2 separate regions of the Homo sapiens genome follow, and region 2 is linked to region 1. A link is a loop called in an ENCODE intact Hi-C map of the cell type or tissue named here. Cell type or tissue: heart right ventricle. All regions are shown on one strand. Links, peaks and the distances in the headings refer to the core of each region. The heading gives the core; the rest is flanking DNA. Region 1 has its middle 13 kb from the start of MYCNOS. Region 2 holds the start of LOC105373443 (a long non-coding RNA gene).

Region 1 (6,760 bases), core at 1,218-6,217:
ATGGTGGCTGGTGCCTGTAATCCCAGCTACTCAGGAGGCTGAGGCAGGAGAATTGCTTGAACCTGGGAGACGGAGGTTGTAGTGAGCCGAGATCACACCACTGCACTCCAGCCTGGGTGATAGAGCGAGACTCCGTCTCAAAAAATAATAATAAAAAATAAAAAATCTTCCCTTATCTCCCTCTGGACATTGGTAAATGTACCCCACCAATTTCCATTCATTGTCTCGAGGAGAAACCATTGAGCATAGTAGTTAAGAGTATGAATCTGGGCTGGGCATGGTGGCTCATGCCTGTAATCCCAGTACTTTGGGAGGCCAAGGCAGGTGGATCACCTGAGGTCAGGAGTTCAAGACCAGCCTGACCAACATGATGAAACCCCATCTCTACTAAAAATACAAAAAAATTAGCCAGGTGTGGTTGCGGGCACCTGTAATCCCAGCTACTCGGGAGGCTAAGGCAGGAGAATTGCTTAAACCCAGGAGGCGGAGGTTGCAGTAGGCCAAGAGCGCGCCATTGCACTGCACCCTGGGTGACAGAGCAAAACTCCGTCTCAAAACAAAGAGTATGAATCTGAAGTTAAGACTCCCTGGGTTTGGCCGGGTGCGGTGGCTCACGCCTGTAATCTCAGCACTTTGGGAGGCCGAGGCAGGGAGATCACCTGAGGTTGGGAGTTCAAGACCAGCCTGACCAACATGGAGAAACCCCGTCTCTACTAAAAATACAAAATTAGCCAGGTGTGGTGGCTCATGCCTGTAATCCCAGCTACTCAGGAGGCTGAGGCAGGAGAATTGCTTGAACCCGGAAGGCAGAAGTTGCGGTGAGCCAAGATCATGCCATTGCACGCCAGCCTGGGCAACAAGAGTAAAACTCCATCTCAAAGAAAAAAAAAAAAAGTTAAAGACTCCCTGGGCTTGAATTTGATTCCCAAACTCACAGGCTCTGGGTTGTGCAGCTCCCCAACTGGTACAACGAGGGGATAACACTGGGATTATTAGCGGGTTGGCATCATTATTATTAATATGTTTTAAAATGGTCTCACTCTGATTGCCCAGATTGGAGTGCAGTGGCCTGATCTCGGCTCACTGCAGCCTCGACCTCCTGGGCTCAGGCGTTTCTCCCACATCAGCCTCCCAAGTAGCTGAGACTACAGGCGCATACTACCATACCCAACAAATTTTTTCCATTTTTAGTGGAATGGGGTTTTACTGTGTTGCCCAGGCTGGTCTCGAACTCCTGACTTCAAGTGATCCTCCTACCTTTGCCTCCCAAAGTGCTGGGATGACAGACACAAGCCACTGCACCCCGCCTTCAATTGATTTATATACAGCACATAGAATAGTGTCTGGCATGTGACAGGTGTGGTTTAAGCCTGCTCAATAATATGATTTGATGTTGATGGGGTCTTTCCTCTCTCTATTTCCTCAGTATGTTACCAGGGCAAAGAACCTTTAGAAAAAAACATTTACCGGTAGAACAAATTCACAAGCCTGAGTTTAACAAGAACTTTGCAGACTTTTGTTCCTCAAAAGAGGCCTTACAAAACCTGAAAACGGGTACCTTGGAAACAAATGAATGTGAGCTTTGAAGCCTATTTTAAGACGGAGCCTAGGAATTTGAGTGCCGCAGAACATCTACGCCTTCTACAATGGTTTATTAGTTTTCCTTACTTGTAAAGGAAATCTCTTCATAGGCCACTGACCAGGGTTACCTGATCTCTTTTGATATTGGTGTATCAAGCTACAAGACATTCATCCTGAAACCTTTGACCAGGAGAGGTAACAGAGCCTTTTTATGGTCGAAGCACACAGACCTATTGGTACAATGCACGTTTGGAGAGCACACACAGCACAAACTCCTCTGATAGCTACAGACAATTTGCAATGGGATTTGCTCGGAAGAGGCAACACAAAATCAACTTTTCTCTGCATTCCAGTGGGCCTGAGATTCTCAGCAGACCTTTGAGGTAGGGTGGGGGAAACAGGCCCACTCTTTCACAAAGCTTGACATCAGTTGAATTTTGTGTGTTCTTGTTTTGTGGCTCAGGCTATCTTCAGCCATCTTCCTGAGAGAGGACAAAAGAGCAGTCCCTCCACTGGAAAAATGTTGTTCCAGGTTCACTGGGAGGCAATCCTGAGTCACAGAAACACTTAGTTTGGAAGAAGCCCCTGGATTGGGTCTTAGATCAGTTATTGACTATTTTCAACCTTGAAATAGGAAAGTAACTTCTTGTTGCTCAGTTTCCTTGTCTATAAGTAGAATGGGCTGAAGTCAGTGATCTCTGGGGCTCCCTGTCAACTTTGAGGATCCAGAGTCATTGGTCCTTTGCAATGGCTGCAGCTTTAAAGGTGGCTGCAAGACTGCAGTGTCTGTCAACACCCTCTGGTTGGAAGATGTGCCCTGTCAAGTTCATATGATGGAAATTTAATCCCCAATGCAATAGTGTTGGGAGGTGGGTACTAATAAGAGATGATCAGATCATGAGGGCTCCGCCCTCTCAAATGGATTAATGTGCTTACTGGGGGAGTGGATTAGTGACCTTGAAACCGCCATTACAAAATTGTAACTGAGACAGTGAAAGAGCTGACCTAACCAACTCCATCTTGTTTCTAACCTCCAAGCTGTCCTTGTTCTTTGCTGGGCGTAGGCTGAACTAACTTTGGGAGGAACTTAGTTTGTAGATTAGCCCTTTCCCAAAACAAACCTCCTTCTTGCCTGGGGACTAGACTGCCTTTGTGGGACTAACACCAGCCACAAGATTAGAAATTATGGTTTAGGAGCCATGCAGCTGGAGGCTACAAGATTCCGACCCTCCCTAAACTGCTCCTAAGATCAGTGCTTGAGATATTCTGCAGACCCTGCACTTGATGATCAGCTGGCACCACCCAGATTGATAAACTGGCTCATCTGATCCTGTGGCCCCCACCTAGGAACTGACTCAGCACAAGATGATAGCTTCGACTCCCTATGATTTCATCTCTGACCAATTAGCACTCCTGGCTCACTGAATTCCCCACACTCACCAAGTTGTCCTTAAAAACTCTGATCCCCAAATGCTTGAGGAGACTGATTTGAGTAATAAGAAAGCTCTGGTCTCCCGCACAGCTGGCTCTGCATGAATTACTCTTTCTCTATTGCAATTTCCCTGTCTTTATAAATTGGCTGTGTCTAAACAGCAGACAAGGTGAACCCACTGGGTGGTTACAACCTCAGGAGTGAGTGGGCTTATTATGAAAGCGAGTTAAGCAGCCTTTCTCTCTCTCTCTCTCTTGCATCCTCTTCCTCTTCCACCTCAAGCTATGGAGTGACACAGTAAGAAGGCCCTTGCCAGGTGCAGGTCTCCCGACCTTGGATTTCTCAGTCTCCAGAACTGTAAGAAATAAATTTCTTGGCCGGGCGCGGTGGCTCACGCCTGTAATCCTACCACTTTGGGAGGCTGAGACAGGTGGATCACCTGTGGTCGGGAATTCATGACCAGCCTGACCAACATGGAGAAACCCCGTCTCTACTAAAACTACAAAATTAGCTGGGAGTGATGGTGCATGCCTGTAATCCCAGCTACTCAGGAGGCTGAGGCAGGAGAATCGCTTGAAACCGGGAGGCGGAGGTTGCGGCGAGCTGAGATCGCGCCATTGCACTCCAGCCTAGGCAACAAGAGCGAAACTCCGTCCCAAAAAAAGAAATAAAAATAAAAATAAAAAATAAAAATAAATAAATTTCTTTCCTTTATAAATTACCCAGTCCGTGTCATTCTATTACAACAGCAGGGAAGAGACTCAGATAGGAGCCCTGGGGCATATCTTGGCTCTGCAATTCACCAACTCCATGGCTGAGGGTCAGTCACTTCCCTCTGAATCTCACTGTCTCTCTCTAAAACAACAAGAATAATCACCACCTCACCAGGTTCTCATAAGGACCAAATGACGTATAGGAGGGAGGTGCTAGCACTTGAAGATGGGGCAATCTTTTAAGAACCCTCATTGCCCTCGATATTGACACATTCAGCCCTTGTCCAGCACGGCCCACCCATTCCACTGTTTTGCTTTCTGGATTCATCTCTAAGTGGGTTTCCCCAGGTGGGAAACTCCTTTAAAGACAATTAGCATACCTCTGGGTGCTCCCCTCTACCTAGAACACGGCTATGCTCATAATAGCTGCTTCATAATGTTTGTTAAATAATGACAACCAATGAAAAGACTTGACTGATTGTTCAAAGCCAGATAGAGAGACTCAATGTGTGCAGACAAACTGGTTACACAGGCTTGTCTCATCTGGAACTATGGAAAACTATGATTAATCTGGTTTTTAATTTGGTTACTTGAATGAAATAGAATATGGCAACAGACATGTAACACCCTGAGTTTTTGCTTGGGTTGGTTTAGCCACTTTTCTTTGGCATAAAGCCAAGAAGAACAAGGAATTTAAACTAGAGATTTGAAACCAAGGAAGCTTTAGTTAGATGCATCTTTGTTGGTAAAGAGGGCAGAATTGAGACCTGAGTTTATTATTATAAATAGCTTAATTATGTTTGGGTTTCAAAAGAAATATCGTTTTCATTCCAAGTTGGTCCTTCTTCTGAATTTGCTGAAATAATATTTTATAGTCTGTTTTGAGGGAAAATCGTCTTTCTACCGGCAGCCCTCTCCCTCAAACATCTCATTAAAATGATGAACCCTGAGGTTTTCTTGGATGGATTCAACTATAAACTTCGGGGATGGCTGTGAGTACATTCTGTTGAACACTTCTGGGAGGTTATTTTCCCTGGAGTGTTACCTCACTTGATAATTCCTCTGGGTAACAAATGTGCACGTCAGTTTCCTGCTGCAGCTCACGCCAACTGTGTGGAGGCGGCCTTCTCGCTTATGGCAACTGGTCCTGCCGGCTGGGCAGCGACGTGAGGACTTGCCCACCGTGATGAGCCACAAGGTGCAAATGTTGGAGAAAAGAAACAGCTTTTAGCCCAAGTGCACATCAAGCCCCAGCTTTACTGGAGGCATGGGATGCTGAGGCCTGGCTAACTGGAGTGGAAATTGCCATGAAATGCATATATGATAAGATGTTAGCTGACATTCAAGTGCTCTCTCCACAGTGTCTTCATTTGAGGGGTAGGAGTCTCTTTGCAGGGATGTTGTTTCTTTTTTCTCTTTACCTATGGTGACTGACTTGTCCCAGTTTGCCCATGACTGTCCTGGTTTTAAAATGGAATGTCAGGCTGGTGGTGGTAGCTCACGCCTGTAATCCCAGGACTTTGGGAGGCCGAAGCGGGTGGATCACCTGAGGTCAGGAGTTCCAGACCAGCCTGGCCAACATGGTGAAACTCCGTCTCTACTAATAATATAATAATTAGCCGGGGATGGTGGCGGGCGCCTGTAACCCCAGCTACTCAGGAGGCTGAGGCAGGAGAATTGCTTGAACCCAAGAGGCGGAGGTTGCAGTGAACTGAGATCGCGCCACTGCATTCCAGGCTGAGCGACAGAGCGAGACTCCATCTCAAACAAAAACAAAAGCAAAAACAAAACTGGAAAGTCCTATGTCCTGTGTCAGTCTCTGGCAATCGGAAAAAAAGCCCTCCAACCCCCTACCCCCACCCCGCCCCCCAATTCTTCCCTCTCTTCAGTCTTTGCTTTTTCTCACCACAGTTTAACCTGCTTCACAAGGCTCCCTGTGGTGGGCTTGGAGACCCAGGCTGAAACTCTACAGCACAGGCAGCCAAGGGCTCCACCATGCTGCAGTGTGGGAGGGTCAGCCAAGCTGTGTACAGACCTGTGCTCCTTCCCAAGCAAGCCTGGAAAGAACATTGTCTTGGTGTTAGACCACATGAATCTGAGCTCTGGAAACCTCATTGAGTGACTCAGAGCACCTGAGATGGCAAGAGAGGGAAAATCTCTCTTTTCCTTTTGAGATGCTGTTGGCCTCTCAGGAAATAATGAGTGCAAAGGTGGCAGGTCCTGCACAAATGCCAGGGACCAGAATTCCACTGACCGCCCCCCACTCTATTCCTTCTGATGAATGACAAATATTACATCTCAGAGGCACTGTGGTACTGGCTTTGCTCTTTATTCTTCATTCAGGTCTCTGCAAGGAGCCAAAAGGAGCAGTTTTCAAATTAATATAACAATTGGCCTGGCAGGGTGGCTCACGCCTGTAATCCCAGCACTTTGGGAGGCCGAGGCGGGTGGATCACTTGAGGTCAGGAGTTTGAGACCAGCCTGGTCAATATGGCGAAACCCCATCTCTAGAAAAATACAAAAATTAGCCAGGCATGGTGGCATGGGCCTGGACTCCCAGCTACTTGGGAGGCTGAGGCAGGAGAATCGCTTGAACCCCGGAGGCGGAGGTTGCAGTGAGCCGAGATCCCACCACTGCACTCCAGCCTGGGCGACAGAGCTAGACTCTGTCTCAAAACAAAACAAAACAACAACAATAAATAAATAAATCTAACCCCCTCGCAGGCAGTAAGGGCATTGGCCTCCCTAAAGCTCTCTGGGTGTGGGCTTGTCTAGGGAGAAGCCAGGGAAGCATCCAGAATAAAATCCTCCCCAAGATTCTGTAGGTAGTCGGGCCTCATTTCTTCAGAGAAGCTGCAAGTTCAGGTGCCTAGAAATGGGTTCGGACCTTGTTTCCCTGGGTTGAGGGCGATGGAATAATTTTGCTGTTAGCACATTCCATTAGGTTAACTGCTCCCTGTGGTAGGTTTTTGCTTCGCTCTGGCAGTGTGAAAGCATTTTGGCATCTCTTGTTGAGGGTGGAGGGATGACATTC
Region 2 (6,760 bases), core at 819-5,818, 250 kb after region 1:
CTGGCCTCTCTCGGAGACCTGAATTAGATTTGAGTGATGTTTGTTGTGTGCCAGGCCTCTGCTAGGCTCCGTGGAAGATATGGAAATAGATCATGACAGTTCTTGCCTTTGGGGAGTTCGCTGTCTAGTAAGGGACACAGAATGTATCCGGAAATGGTTATAACAGAATTAAAAAGCACTTTGAGAGCAGGGGCTGGGGTAATGGGGGAGGCATGGATGGTTGATTATTTTTAATTAGAAGGTTTGGAAAATTCTTCCTAGGAGAAGAGGCACTGGAGATGGGCCTTGGAGAATGTGAGGATTTTAGGAATTGGACAGGGTGAAGTGAGTATGAAGGAAATTTCAAGAAAAGGAAGGTACTAGCAAGATGTAGACTGGGCAAGGCCAAGGCATATTTGGTGAATGGTAGGCCTTCAGGGATGGCTGGTGGGTCGGGCCTTTGGGAGACTATGGGGTCAGGCGGCATGAAATGAAAACATACTGTGTCCAGGCTAGGAGGGTCTTGAGGGTGTGGAATGAATCCACCCGCTCACACCTTCCTCGTGTTCCAGGTGCTGTTCCATGCACTGAGGATTCCAAAGAGAAATAATCCACAACCAGACTTACAGATAAGTTCGAGAAATAAACCCTGTTTTGCAACCCAGAGCACATTGTTCAGTATGAGTTTCGATACATATAAGAATAAATATTATGATACCAAAAAAAAAATAAAATAAAATAAAGAAAGAAATAATTCACAGCTAGGTGTGGTGGTTCATGCCTGTAATCCCAGCACTTTGGGAAGCCGAGGCGGGTGGATCACTTGAGGTCAGGAGTTCAAGACCAGCCTGGCCAACAGGGTGAAATCTCATCTCTACCAAAAGTACAAAAATTAGCCAGGCGTGGTGGCACACACCTGTAATCCCAGCTACTTGGGAGGCTGAGTCAGAAGAATCGCTTGAACCTGGGAGGCAGAGGTTGCAGTGAGCAGAGATTGCACCACTGTACACCAGCCTAGGTGACAGAGCCAGACTCCATCTCAAAAAAAAAAAAAAAATCACAATCCTGTCCTCAAAGAGCCTACAGTTTATTGTGGCACATAAAACACTAAAGAATTGTAAGGATGTGACAGGATCAATCCTATCTATGATGGACATAAGGTCAGAGGAGGTCGTAAGATATAAGGTCAACTACTCTGACCTGGGAAAGAGAGTTGGGGGAAGCTGTACAGAAAAAAAGACCACATTTGGCTTGAGTCTTGAACTGCTATCAAGCAGTTCAATTGAGTTTTCCTTGAATTTAATCCAGAAGTTAGTCCAGTAGTTCTCAACTGAGGGTAATTTTGCCCCCTGGAAACATTTATCAATGTCAGGGGACATTTTTGATCATCGTGACTTGGTGGTGAGGGTGGTGCTACTAGTGTCTCATGGATGGAGGCCAGGGATGCTGCTGTACCTCCTAAAATGCACAGGGCAGCCCGCACGGCATGGAAGGATCTGGCCCAAAAGTCAATCGCGCTGAGATTGAGAAACCTTGTGTTGAAGTACATGTCAAACTCCACCACGTTGGGAACTGGGAGATGGTCGAGTAGCCAACAGCTTCCTGTGGCTTTGGGCAGGTCCCAGCTGTTTCTGGTGGGCCTCATGCTATGGACTGAATGTGCCCCCTCAGAATTCATGTTGAAGCCCTAAACCTCTGTGTAATAGTATTTGGAGGTGGGGCCTTTGGAAGAAATTAGGGTTAGATTAGGTCATGATGGGACTAATGGCCTTATAAAAAGAGAAAGAGGTGCAAGATATCTCCCTCCCTCCCTGCCCCCGCCACCATCCCCGCAGCCTTCAGAACCGTAGGGGCTAAATGTCTATGGTTTCTGCCCTTCAGTCTACAGCATTCTGTGATTCTATGATAGCAGAGGGAGCATATTGATTTCCTCTATCTGGTCATGAGTCTGTGAAGCTGGATGTTCTTTTACACTTGTCTCACCTCTCTAGGACATCATGAGAGGGTTGTTCAATGAATGTTCAGCTCACTCATCTTCTGGCAGGGCGTGGTTTTCATCTATCTGCAGAGTTCTGCCTCATACATTTATGGAGTTTCTAGAGGCAGCTTTATAAAGCATGTTGGATGAGGTGTTTTGTTGTTTGTTGGGTATAGTGGATTATTTATATTGCTGGATAACTATGTGACCCAGAGAAAAATATGCAGTATTATGCAATATTAGGATCTCTCTCTCTCACCCCACCCAGCCACATTTTCTTCACACTGTCACTCAGTCCTGGTCACATACAGAAACCACTTTCATGGCTAGAGAGACCCTTCCCCTTGACTCAGCCTCTGACAGCCTCTCACTGCCCATCAGCTCTGGCCTTATCCCCTGGGCCTGACTTTCCCGGCCCTCCACAGCCTAACTCCAGGGACAGCTCTGCCTCATCTGGATGCCTCCTTCCCTCAGGCCGTGCCAGAGACTTGCTTCAGCCACAGCAAAACCACCATTGTTCCCCAAAAGAACACCCCTAGAGGGAAGAGACTGTGCTTAATTGCTCTAAAAGCCCAGTTCAGCAAAGACCCAGTGAATAAATGACAGACAAATGAATGCACACTTTAAAGAGGCTTTTAGAATTCATGAGAGGCCACATGTCGAGGAGGTTGGTGATAGGAAGGCAGTGGCACCCGTGGACAGAAACAGGGGAAAACATTTCCTCCACGAGGCAAAGAGGCCGTCTCTGTGTTGGCAAATTTGAGATGTCACTCTGCAGAGATGGAACCTGACCTCTAGGGATGTCAGTTTAGCATCTCCGTGGTTACTTCTCTGTGATTCCGCTGGCTTTCCAGTGTGGTTGGGAGATGGCTGCGTAGCTTCAAGCTCCACACCCACACAGCTTCACTGAACAGCAGGAGGGTGTGTATCAGTGAGCTGCTGTCATGAAAGCACTGAGTAACAAACCACCCCAAACTCAGTGACCTATAACAAATGCAACAGACCATTTATTTTTCTTTCTCTGCAGTCTACCTGTGGGTCAGCCAGGACTGTTCTGCTTCAGGCTGAGGCGAGGCTGAGCTCGTCTCTGAGGCTTCAGGTAGGTTCAGGTCTGTTCCGCAGTCATCCTAATTTTCTTGTACTCACCAGCAACCCAGCATGTTGATTGCATGACAGATTCAGGGAGCAAATGGTAAGACCAAGCCTGTGAGAACATCGAAAGTCTGTTTCATGTCTGCTCACATGCTATTGGCCAAGCAAGGCATCTGCCCATGTCTGGGCAGATGCCTTGCTTGGCCAATAGGACATGATGGTGGGCTGGCATGTGCATCATACCCTGAGGGGAGGGGAGGGGAATAGGAGCATCAATACTCTCTGAACAATCATCTCATCTATCACCGGGGTAGGATGTGTTCCTGAAACCCTCGGCCAGAGTTCCCCAGGGAAACTTACGTCATACTGACTAGAACCGAGTCTCGTGCCCAGCCCCAAACCAATCACTGGCAAAGAAGGATGGGCTCACTGTGAGGGATTAGACCAATTGTCATTTGGCCCTGGGCCAGGACCCTCTTCCTGTGAACACTGAATGGAGTTGGGCTCCTGTCAGCAAGGCATTGGCAGGGAATGACTATCGAGTAAGCAACCAATGTATGCCCCAGCCGCCAGCTCTGATCAGGGTGAGGTCACTTTTCCTCTTTGGGCCCAGAGTAGCATGGAAAAGTCTCTGTGGGCCTTGCAGGGTGTTGGAAGTGTGCCCACACAAGTCTTTCCAGGTGCCACTCGCTGAAATACCTTCACTCGCTCCGTCCCCAAGAGGCAGACCAGCCAGTGCACTCCCACCTCAGACGCTGGCTCACCAGGCAGCTCCTTCTGTGGGTGTGTCTGTCCTTACAGGATCCCTGGAGCAAAGGTTGCCCTCGCCAGGCACTGGCTGGCAGCTCCACGGCACAGGTGTCACATCAGGCCTGCTGCACTTGCCCCTGCTTGCCCAGGGACTTCCCTTCTAACAACGAGATCTGACAGCATCTCTAAGTTGGTAAGAACCTGGATGGCTAAACAGCCTTGGATTATTCTACCCTCAGCCTGCCTCTCTGGGCTTCAGATTGTTCATTAGAAATATTCTGGGAGATGATAGGAATTCTCACACAATTTCCCTTGCAGGAAAGTGGATTTTCTCATGGCAATGGCTATCTTGGGGGAGTAGGGGCATAAGCATTCAGCCCCTCCCGAGCAGCCAGGCTGTTTCTGGGCATCCCTCTCCATATCTGGTCCCTGAAGCTCTGGGATCCTCCTGTGAAGGCCTGGGCAGAGCATCCAAGGCAGGCAGGGGCCTTGGATTCTAACCCTAGCAAGGCCTGGACATTGCTGTGTGAAGAGGCTTTGTAGGGCCTGAAGCTTTTGCATTTGGGGAGTTTTTTCTTAAAAAAGAAAAAAAAAGGTAGAACATAATTTATAAATGCCCAACTAGGTAAGAGCTGTGCTGGTTAATTGTATGTGTCAACTTGGCTGGGCCACAGTGCCCAGATATTTGGTCAACCATTATTCTGGCTTTTCCTGTGAAGGTGTTTTGTGAATGAGATTAACATTTAAATTGGTGAACTCTGAGTAATGCAGATTGCCCTCCATAATGTGGGTGGACCTCACCCAATTAGCTGAAGGCCTGGCCACTCCCGAGGAGGAAGAAGCTCTGCCAGCAGGCAGCCTTCAGACTTGAACTGCAACTCTTCTGTGGGTCTCCAGCCTGCTGCCACACCCTGCGGAGTTTGTACTCCCAAGCCTCCACAGTCATATGGGCCAGTTGCTTAAAATCTCTTTCTGTCTGTCTCTTTTTCTCTATGTCTCTCTCTTTCTCCCTGTCTGTCTCTTTTTCTCTGTCCCTCTGCCTCCTTCTCTTTCTCTCTGTGTCTCTGTCTCTCTTTCTCTCTCCATCTTTATCTCTCTCCCTCTCTCCATCTCTGTCTTTCTGTATGGTCATCTCTCTCTGTGCTCTGTGTGTGTCTCTCTCTCTGTTTCTCTGCCTCTCTCTCCATCTCTCTTTTTCTCCCTCACTCTCTGATAATCTCTCTCTCTCTTTTTCTCTCTGTCTCTCTCTCTCTTTTTCTCTGCACGCACACGCATCTTGTTGCATCTGTTTCACAGAAGAATGCTGCCTGACACAGGGCCTTGGAAAGACCCCACGCTATCAGAGGCCCGATGCCCAAGGTCCATTAACTTCTCTGTGGAATCATCCCTGGGAGCCGGGGTGCGCTCCCGATGCTGGTCCTCCACAGTCCCTCTCTAAGATGGTGAGGGTCTGCCCCGAGCTTGGCCTTGGTGCTGAGACCCTACACACAGACTGCAGGTCCCTGAGCACTCCCAGATAGTCAAGCATCAGGGTCCCCAGCCCTGCCTCTGGCCATCCCCCCACCTGCAGCCCATGCACACGAGGTGAAGAAGCAGCAAGAGGCACACAGAGGGCCACCTTCTCACACCAGGATCCTTCAGCGGCTCAAGAACCCAAAGTCACCCCAGACCCCAGGCCTGGCCATCTTTCCCTTTCCCTCAGCTGAGTTCTGATCAGCTTGCTCCTTTCCAAGTACCATTACCTGCCACTTATGGGCTGCAAAAAGAAATATATGGCAGTTCATAGATTTTCAGACATAATAAAACACGCTTGTCAAGGCCAGATTGTTGTCTGCTTGTCACTGCTAATGAGAATGTACCTCCTCTGGAGGCATTTTGAAGGGGTCGGAGCCCTGGCATGGAGCTGGGGAGCTGGGTGCTGGTTGCAGGGGAGCCACTAACTGGTCAGTGGCCTTGGTCAGTCCCATCTCCCAGGTGGCTCTCCACTGAGTACCTGGGCTTTGCTGGATGATCCATGGTCCTTGCAGTTGTGCCATCCACTGGATAGACTTTGCAACTTGCTCTGCTGCCCCCATGTGCTTGGTGACCTGGCCCTTTTGAGAAGACAGTGGGGATGGGGAAGACTTTGGGCATTGAATTGGGAACTCATTTTGTCTTGGGTGGATTCACCAAGAGGTCAAACACACTGGACAAGCAAACAAACAAGCAAATGAATAAATGCACTAATTTGAATTTTTTACAAGCACTGCTCCTGTGCTTTGGGGTGTGAGTTGATGTGTGCACACGTAGAAGCGGGGGTGGAAAGGAAGTGACCCTTGCTTGGTTTAGTTGCATTATGCAGGGACCCCTTTGGGCAATCCTCCGCAAGCAGCCAGCTTACGGGATGCGGGAGAGGGTCATTGGGCCTTCATCATCAGAGGAAGAATTCCTCCGTCTGGCTGAAGAGGAGACAGTGCATGAAAAATGGTGGCAAGGGGTCAGGAGGGGAAGGCAAGTGAGAAAACACTTTCATCTATTATCCCGGGGTCAATGGGCTCCCTCCCATCAGGGAACCTTGGGGCCGATGAATGGCCCATTGCAGGAGGTGCGGCATTGTGTAGACCGGGAGCCCACGTCACAATCCCCCAGCTCAGGACAATAGTGCCTAAGAAAGTGGTGGGTGGCTCGCCTCCCAGGAGCTGCTTCTTCTTATCAAAGGGCTTTTACCAGGAACGCCCCAGCCTGCTTAGGAAGGAGGGAGAGCTGTTTGTCCAATAATGCGAAGGCATTTCAGACTCATTCCAAATTCTCCGTCATGGCGATTAGGTTGGCCCGTATTGAATTTCCTCCAGAACCAGTGTAGGTTTCTCAGCTGTTGCCGCTCCCTAAAAGCCACACATATTCTTTGAGTTGTGTAATTTTTGTTTGAAGAACAACACATTCCTATTTAAAAAGAAGTCCAAATCCTTATGCTGAAAAAAA

What was found. Hi-C counts contacts between places; a loop is a spot of excess contacts. Peaks named below come from ENCODE experiments on the same cell type or tissue, not always from the same donor. Only the 100,000 strongest peaks of a DNase experiment are listed, where the experiment ranks them.
Region 2: it touches region 1 in a loop (2.3-fold over the local background); 23 of 110 quality-filtered maps call a loop at or near these places.

Annotation. Positions count from the first base shown.
Region 1 is chr2:15,951,582-15,958,341 of GRCh38, forward strand. No RefSeq gene overlaps it. Among named protein-coding and RNA genes, the nearest start is that of MYCNOS, 13 kb to the left of the region's middle. In heart right ventricle, for the core only: no CTCF peak of the experiment used is centred there; no DNase peak of the experiment used is centred there.
Region 2 is chr2:16,198,606-16,205,365 of GRCh38, forward strand. LOC105373443 (a long non-coding RNA gene) reads right to left here and starts at 6,349. Exons shown (of 3, transcript XR_939751.2): 1 at 6,180-6,349; 2 at 5,793-5,892; 3 at 2,941-3,161. LOC124908049 (a long non-coding RNA gene) reads left to right here and starts at 3,705. Exons shown (of 2, transcript XR_007088649.1): 1 at 3,705-3,992; 2 at 5,096-5,621. It also overlaps the pseudogene LOC124900535. RefSeq lists enhancers at 3,308-3,809, 4,578-5,197. In heart right ventricle, for the core only: no CTCF peak of the experiment used is centred there; a DNase peak (open chromatin) is centred at 3,662.